Regions from separate parts of the Homo sapiens genome. Here region 2 is linked to region 1. The links are chromatin contacts, found by Hi-C or POLR2A ChIA-PET in ENCODE. All regions are on one chromosome and are shown on one strand. The core of a region is the stretch at or near the end of the contact, and the rest is flanking DNA. Distances in the headings are between cores, read along the strand shown.

Region 1 (4,188 bases), core at 963-3,462:
TCAAGTCTAGGGGGCGAAGCTGGGGCAAGAGAGGCAGAGAGCAGTGGTGGAGGAGTGAATGTCCCATAAGTACGGGTCTGGCAGGAGGATAGAAAATCCAGCAAACCTGTGCAGGGGAAATAATTTTTCACACATTTCCAATGTCTTGCTCACTGTCCCACACTGGTAGGGGTGTGTGTGTGTGTGTGTGTGTGTGTGTGTTGGGGGAGTAGCGTGGCTGTATAGTTAGAGTTGAAAATAAAAAGGCTCCCTCTATTGACTGCTGAAAGGCTGAGATAAAGAGAACCACATGGGACTCATTGTGAGAAATGAGACCTCAGAAGCTAGCCTCCTTTTTCCCATTATTGTGCTATTCTCCTCCTTCCCCCTACCCCTCCCACCTCAAATGTCCCCCAGCCCCCACCTCGCCCCACCTTCCCTTTCCCTTGCATAACCCAAAGGCCCTCTTTTCAAGCTCTCACTGCTGAGGCCCCCTCAACTGAGCCCGAGACCTCCATTCAGAGTCACTGGTTTGGGTAAAATCCCTTATTCACCCCCTCCACACCCCCATGCCCCATCAGCTGAGCCTCAGTTCAGACCTCACAAAACAAAACAAAACCAGCCCATATAATTGATGGTGGCTGCTGGAGGACCCCCCCTTCACTTTCCCCCAAGGGGCTCCTGCCCAGGCAGCTTCTATTCTCCACCATGCCCGCCCTCCCTGCCCCCAGCTCCTGCTGGATTTGTGTAGTTAACAAGTGCGCACTGTTATTATTGGGCCCCCTATCATATTTATCCCCTTTCAGATCTGATCTGCACTTTTGTCAGAGGCAACCGACGCATCTTTTGACATTTTAGCCTTTCTGTCTGCTGGGGGGTGGTGGCAATGGTGGCCACAGGGGCAGCCCCTGCATCTCCAACAGGGCAGGCGGTGCAGAAAGAAGGAGAGAACAAAACTTGAAACAAGGGGGACTGGAGAGGAGAGAGAAAAACATTGTAACTTGTTAGCAACCCAATGGCAAGAAGGCAAGGGGAGGAGGCACTAATGAGTTTGATGACAGTTGTGTTTAATAGAATTTTATTTGCCAGTGAGGCTGCAAGGTGGCTAACTTTGCTATTACACCTCAGCTAAACTCATTTTCACATGTCCACTAGATCCTAGGGAAAAGAGAAACAGAGTAGAGAAAGAGTGAAAAAGAGTGAAACCCAGAGAGATTCAGAGAGAAACAGCGACAAAGAGATAAATCAGAGAGGAAGGAAAAAGACTCTTATATTTTGGTGTTCTTAATGAAATGCATAATTGAAAGGGGTCAATAGATTTGGCAAAGATTTCTTGTGCCTTTTTAAAAATCTAATCTTAGGAAATTCACAGAAACCTCAATCTTTAATGATTAGTAAACTTCCCAGATTCTTTCATATACATTTCCATTAAGAATTTCGTGGTGGTGGGATTGAAGTAATGTCTAGAAGTGTTGTTCCGACTAAGGACTGCAGAGAGTGCTGAAATATCAATAGAGAAAAACTTAAATAAAACACAGTGGCCGGGCGCGGTGCCTCACACCTGTAATCCCAGAACTTTGGGAGGCCGAGGAGGGTGGATTGCGTGAAGTCAGGAGTTCGGGACCAGTCTGGCCAACATAGTGAAACCCTGACTCTACTAAAAATACAAAAAAATTAGCTGGCCATAAGTGCTGAAATATCAATGGGGAAGAACTTAAGTGCTGAAATATCAATGGAGAAGAACTTAAATAAAACACAGCAGCCGGGCGTGGTGGCTCACGCCTGTAATCCCAGCACTTTGGGAGGCTGAGGCGGGTGGATTGCCTGAGGTCAGGAGTTCGAGACCAGTCTGGCCAACATGGTGAAACCCCGACTCTACTAAAAATACAAAAAAATTAGCCAGGCATGGTGGTGTGCGCCTGTAATCCCAGCTACTTCGGAGGCTGAGGTGGAGGATTTGCTTGAACCAGGGAGGTGGAGGTTGCAGTGAGCTGAGATCACGCCACTGTACTCCAGCCTGGACGACAGAGCGAGATTCTGTCTCAAAAAAAAAAAAAAAAAAGAAACACAGCTAATTAATTTTCACTTGACCTCCCAGACAGTGGCACATTTATTCCAATTATACAGATGAGGAAGGAAGTTGAACAGCACTGTGATTTGCACAAGATCCAAGGTAGAGCAAAAGATCAAGAACATCTGCCTGTTGGGCCCAGAGCCAGCTCCTCAAAAAACCACAGCCTTCTTGTTTCACTATTATATTTCTAGGAAAGAATGTATTTATACTGATGTGGAAATCTGATCGACAAAATTCCAACATGCTCCTTTAGGAGAGATTGTGTGTCCAGAGAACATTAAGGGAAGAGATTAGCCAGTGAGATTAGTCATCTCCTGATTTGGTTTTCTTCCCTTATAAGACAAAAAGAGGAATCTCATTAAAAGGCTATGTAGAGGGAAACAATCCAAGTCTTCTCTGATCGTGTTCTTTTGCTTTTCTAAATAATGTGTTGTATTCATAAAAATCTTGCCCTTCCAAATTTCTGAAAGCATTTACGAACATTAATTAAGCTTCAGGATAGTGGTGAGTGGCATTTGTTATTACTCTCATCTTTCAGATAGAGAAACGGGTTTAGAGAAATTAAATCTCTAGTGCATGGTAACTCAGCACGATAGAATGAGGTATAGAATCCATCATGACTAGGTTGAAATCCACACACCTTTCTGTAAGATCAATGTCATGGAACATGTCTTTCAACAAAATTTCCAACAGCTTATGTTTATCTTAATGTTCAATCTTTCCTCTCTCTCGTCTCCTTATTGTGCAAACTTTAAAAGGTGCACATTGTAACTTTTTTTATTTTTTAAGAGATGAGGTCTTGCTCTGTTGCCCAGGAGGGAATGCAATGGCATAATCACAGCTCACTGCAAGCTCCAACTCCTGGGCTTAAGCAATCCTACTGCCTCAGCCTCCCGAGTAGTTAGGACTACAAGTGCATACCACCACGCCCAGCTAATCAAAAAAAATTTTGTAGGGACAGGGTCTTGCTATGTTGCCCAGGCTGGTCTTGAACTCCTTGCTTCAAGTGGTCCTCCCACCTTGGCCTCCCAACATGTTGGTATTACAGGGGTGAGCCACCACATCCAGGCCAAGGTGTTCTAATATATTAATTAGGCCAAGGTGATTAATAGTGCTGTTCAAATCATTTATGTCTTACTAATTTTTATCTAGTTCTATCAATTGCTGAGAGAAGTGTTAAAATCTCCCACTGTGACAGGCCAGGCAAGGTGGCTCATGCCTGTAATCCCAGCACTTTGGGAGGCCAAGGTGGGTGGATCACGAGGTCAGGAGATTGAGACCATCCTGGCTAACGCAGTGAAACCTTGTGTCTACTAAAAATATACAAAATTAGCCTGGTGTAGTGGCAGGCTCCTGTAGTCCCAGCTACTTGGGAGGCTGGGGCAGGAGAATGGCGTGAACCTGGGAGGCAGAGCTTGCAGTGGGCCGAGATTGCGCCACTGCACTCCAGCCTGGGCAATAGAGTGAGACTCCGTCTCAAAAAAAAAAAAAAAAAAGACAAACCATTACAAGTGCTGGCAAGCATATGGAGAAGAGATAATTCTTTTTTTTTTTTTAATTTTTATTTTATGTTCAGGGGTACATGTGCAAATTTGTTATATAGATAAATTGCATGTCATGAGGGTTTGGTGTAAAAGATTATTTCATCACAGAGATAATAAGCATAGTACTGGCCAGACGCAGTGGCTCGAGTCTGTAATCCCAGCACTTTGGCAGGCCGCGGCGAGTGGATCACCTGAGTTCAGGAGTTCAAGACTAGCCTGACCAACATGGTGAAACCTCGTCTCTACTAAAAAATACAAACATTAGCTGGGCGTGGTGGCGTGCTCCTGTAATCCCAGCTGCTTAAGAGGCTGAAGCAGGAGAATCACTTGAACCCAGGAGGCGCAGGTTCCAGTGAGCCGAGATTGTGCCATTGCACTCCAGCCTCAGCAACAGAGCGAGACTCCGTCTCAAAAAAAAAAAAAAAAAAAAAGTGCTCACTTCAGCAGCACATATACTAACAAAAAGAAAAAAAAGAAAAAAAAATAAGCATCGTAGCTTTTCTGTCCTCACTCTTCTCCCACCCTCCACCCTCAAGGAGGCCCCAGTGTCTGTTGTTCTCCCCTTTGTGTCCATGTGTTCTCAATATTTAT
Region 2 (4,188 bases), core at 795-3,294, 130 kb before region 1:
TTTAAGTTCAGAAAACAGGTCACCCAGATGTATGGGCATCCTAGCCCCCACAAGCAGCCCAAGACTGTGGTTTAATATTTTCCATGCTGCCCTTAAGAAAACGAAGATTGATTTATTGGCTGTAACCAAAGGGATGAAAAAAACCATCACAGAGCTGGGCTGCCTGTTTAAGACCCAGTCGTGGAATAAATCAGAAATGTCTGCACACTGAAGTTTTAAAATGACATTCATCCAATGGTCAATGTGTACCGAGTTCTGGACAACAAAGAACTAGGTGACAAATGTGTGCTGGGCACAGTGCATCTGCAGGTGGCACAAGGGCCTGAAATCAAAATATAATCTTCACTCAGTCCACTCAAAGAGGTAACTCTGGGTCAAAAACTTAGGCGAACCCATTTGAACTTGCAGAGAAGGGATGAGGGGAGCAGCAGAACACCCCACCACACCCAAAAAGTGCCAGTTTGGGATTGCTGGTGTGTGGTTTCGGTATTCTTAGCTCTACTGCCACATCTCTGGAGGAGCACAACTCTGTTCCAAGCAACTCTGGCACTGCCACCCCCATCCCCAAAACAAAACTCTGCCAAACAAATCCCCGAGGCTCCATTAACTCCTTCAGGTCTGCCTGCCTCTCTCATCCCTCAGCATTCTCCCATCACCTGGAAAAGCAAATTAATACTGAACATCCTGAAAGTCAAGCAGGCCCTTCAACACCCCCATGAAAATTCTTCCTGGGTTCCCTGCCCTCCCCACAGCCCCGTCCCACTGGTTCCAGAGATTCATTTCCCACACCTTCTCACAGTTACATCAACAAAAACCCCAGGAGGACGCTGCTGGCGCGAACACGCACACACGCGCGCGCACACACGTACACGCACACACGAACTCTCTCTCTCACACACACACACACCTCTTTCACCTTTGCCCCAGCCCCTCAGACACCTCGGGCCACTCGGCTTCAGCCTCGCCCCTCTGCGCCAACAGCTAGGGATGCTTCCCTCAAGCTGCGTCGCTCCCGGTCCGCTGAGTTCCTCATTTTAGTGTTTTTCCTTTAGAAGACGCCAACTATGAGAAACCCTCACCCTCCAAAGAGGCCGAGTGCGTGTTGAGTGACTCTACGCATTTGCCGCCACGCCTCGGGTTCCCCCCACGGCCTGGAGCATGGGGCCGGGGCGCTGGTGTCAACCTTCGGTGGAAGTTTGGGAGGCTGGCTGGATCCTTCTTCCACCCGAGAAGCTTCTGGGAACCGCTGAGGCGAAACCACCATCGCCCGGCCAGACCGCTGCGGCAGGGAACGAGATGCGGCGCCCCTGGGCCCCGTAGCGGCTGCAGCCCCCGGGACCCCCGCTGCCCGCCTCGCCCCAACTTCTTCGCCCGGCGCCCGGCGCGCCCAGCCTCGGCCGCAGCTCCCAGCCCCGGGCGCCCGGCCGAGCGCTGGGACCCGGCTCCCGCCGCCGGCACGTCCCCCGGCAGCCACTCGCTGGCGCTGCCTCGGCCTGCGGCCGCCTCCCGCCCCCTCCTCTCCCCGAACCAACAGTAAACACAACTTTTTATGAAAAGAAAACAAACTTCAGCGACGTGACTCACCTCTGCTGCAGCCGGCGCCTGGGAAGGGCGAGCCGGGGCCCGGGGGCCAGCGTGGTGGGCGCGAGGGAGCCACACAGCGCCGCGCCGCACGGACACACAACACGCTCGGTGACACCGGGGACACACAACACGGGCGAGCGGCCGCGGCTGGAGCAACAAAGGAGCCGAGGACCGAGAAGTTGCGGGCCGGAGAGGGAGGGCGCGTGCGGGCGTGTTGTGGCTGTGGCGGGCGTGAGGGTGTGCGCGCCGTGTGTGCGCGTGTGTGTCTTTTCTGTGTGTGTTTGTGTGTCTCTGTGTGTGTGTCTGTGCGCGCGCGCGGCGGCTGACACCGGCGGGCCGGGGCTCAGGGTCCCCGCGGCAGAAAGCGGCGGCCGCGGGGGCGGCAGCAGGAGGACAACGCAGGGGACGCCGCGCCCAGCGCACCCGGTCCCTCCATATGGAAGAAGCTTTTTGGATGACTGAACTCGCAAACAATTCCTTCTTTTGCTTCTCCTGCCTAGGAGCCTCCCATTACCGTGCGAGGAGGAGGAGGAGGAGGGAGTGGAGGAGGCTGGGAGGAGGGGGAGGAGCAAAATGGAGCAAAGAAAAAGTCTTGGAAAGGAAGCTGGAAAAAGTCCCCCAAACTCTAGGGCAGTTTTCCCGTTAACACCCACTTTTTGCTGTGCCTCAGACCCGCGCTCTCCTCCAACTTCTTTTGCTTTCCCATACCAAAAGCACCATCTTCTCCCTTTTCCCCGAACCCAGGGGGCTCCCCTGAAGCCTTCACTTTCTCTTTAGCTTCACCTCGCACCCTTGCTCTTCCATGTACAATCCTTCCCTCCTTTCGCCTAGTCTCTTCCAAGACTTTCCTGACACCCACCTCTCAATGGTCTTCTTCTTCTGCAAGACAAACTGTTGGATAAATCATTAAAAGCAAACTCATCAGAAAATGGGACAGCGGCGGTGGAGAAAATGATAAGGAAACCAATCTCAGGGAAGCCTTAACGCAGCCTCCCCCGACCCCCTCGGTCGGTTGGGGAGGGTTTGCCGCGTCGTCCATTGACAGCGCCCTGACCTCCATTCATCATCCCAGGATGGAGCCAGGGAGGAATGGGGAGGGAGAGCTGGGGCTGGGGTTGGGGGCATGGGTTGGGGGTGCTAGTGGCCACGGAAAAGTTAGTTACCTATGCGTGTGTATGTGTACGCGCACGCGCGCGTGTGTGTTGGTCAGAAAACTTTCAGAGCTGTGGTTCTCAAACTTGATCTGCAGCAGGACTCCCTGGAAGGCTTGCTAAATCCCTTTGCTGGGCCCCACCTCCAGAGTTTCTGATTCAGTAGGTGGACCTGGGAATTTGCATTTCAAATAGGTTCCCAGGTGATGCTGATGCTGCAGGTCAGGGGCCACGTTTTAAAAACTACCTTTCCAGGGCAGTGAGAAGGCAAATGTTGAGTTGGTGGCAAATTGGATTCCCTTCTTATTTTTTAGGAATGAAGCACAGGTTGTGAGCGGTCATCCATTCCGTATCTTCATTGCAGCTGAGAAAACCAAGTCCCAGCAGGGCTAAGCCATTTGTTTAAAGTGAACTGGGAGTTTGTGCCAAGCTGGTGAGGAAGCTGTCCTGGAAATAAGACAGCCAGGCTAGTAGTAGGGTGAATGGGGGTGCTGCCTTCCCTGTGTGGCTGGACAGCTGCACTGGGAGTCAGGAAGCCACTGTGACTTTGGAAAGTCACTTAACTTTTCTGGGCCTCTGGGGGTTTTGTGTGTGTGTGTGTGTGTGTGTGTGTGTGTGTGTGTGTGTGTGTGTGTGTTTGTTTGTTTGTTTGTTTTTTGACAGAGTCTCACTCTGTCGCCCAGGCTAGAGTGTAGTGGTGCAATCTCGGCTCACTGCAAAGTCTGCCTCCTGAATTCGAGAGATTCTCCAGTGTCAGCCTCCCAAGCAGCTGGGATTACAAGCACCTGCCACCATGCGCGGCTAATTTTTGTATTTTTAGTAGAGACGGAGTTTCACCATGTTGTCCAGGCTGGTCTTGAACACCTAGCCTCAAGTGATCTGCCCACCTTGGCCTCCCAAAGTGCTAAAATTACAGGCGTGAGCCACCTCACCCGGCCCTGTTTTGTTTTTTATTAACTTGTTTCTTGTCAGTAAACATACATACTTTACACTGAGTATAGGACTCTAATTGAATCTGAACCAAAAGACCTTTACAAAGGAAACATAAATGTATTTTATTCCATATTTTGCACTATTTTTTCTCCGGTATTTAGTCATTCAGGCAGAAGCCAATTTCCTTTTTGATTTATCGAGTACTTTCAGCTCTGTGCCTGGATTCTTAGGCATGTTCCTCTGGCAAAATGGATCTGGAGGATGATGCATTTTCAGCAAGAAGGTGAAAAGGACTCTGAACTCTCTCTGTGCATTATCCACCTACATTTCCTTTTCCTACTTAATCATCCTAATTTTCCTTCCCTTTTAATCTCTAACAATCTCCCCCAACATTCTCAAAGACCTATTTTTCTTTCCAGTCATTGACTATATTAGCTTCCACTTTCTTTTGTCCTCCTTCCAAGGCACAATTCTGGACTACAAGGCCTGGGGTCCACCCTGGGTACAGAACTTTTAATTC

The links. A loop is a pair of places that touch in the nucleus more often than their neighbours do. ChIA-PET counts read pairs that join two places held with the same protein, here RNA polymerase II (POLR2A). Pooled maps may share reads with other maps.
Region 2: POLR2A ChIA-PET joins it to region 1 with 12 read pairs in HEK293T. The contact joins the promoter of BOC here to the enhancer-like site in region 1. A Hi-C loop is called at or near these places in 1 of 168 maps with a recorded cell type or tissue (IMR-90) and 2 of 50 pooled maps. POLR2A ChIA-PET finds 5 or more read pairs at or near these places in 1 of 52 experiments (HEK293T).

The regions. Positions count from the first base shown.
Region 1 is chr3:113,083,060-113,087,247 of GRCh38, reverse strand. All of the region lies in intron 1 of NEPRO-AS1 (NEPRO antisense RNA 1), which reads right to left. The region is part of intron 1 of LOLI1 (lncRNA oncogene in liver cancer 1); the gene reads left to right. Among named protein-coding and RNA genes, the nearest start is that of LOLI1, 19 kb to the left of the region's middle. Within about 2 kb of position 2,212, at least 3 of the 41 ENCODE cell types and tissues checked have a DNase peak (open chromatin) inside an H3K27ac peak, as active enhancers do.
Region 2 is chr3:113,209,413-113,213,600 of GRCh38, reverse strand. It overlaps BOC (BOC cell adhesion associated, oncogene regulated), which reads right to left and starts at 2,044. Exons shown (of 20, transcript NM_001378074.1): 1 at 1,585-2,044. LOC124909486 reads left to right here. Exons shown (of 2, transcript XM_047449436.1): 2 at 1,321-4,188. The coding sequence ends at 2,046. RefSeq lists an enhancer at 1,032-1,683.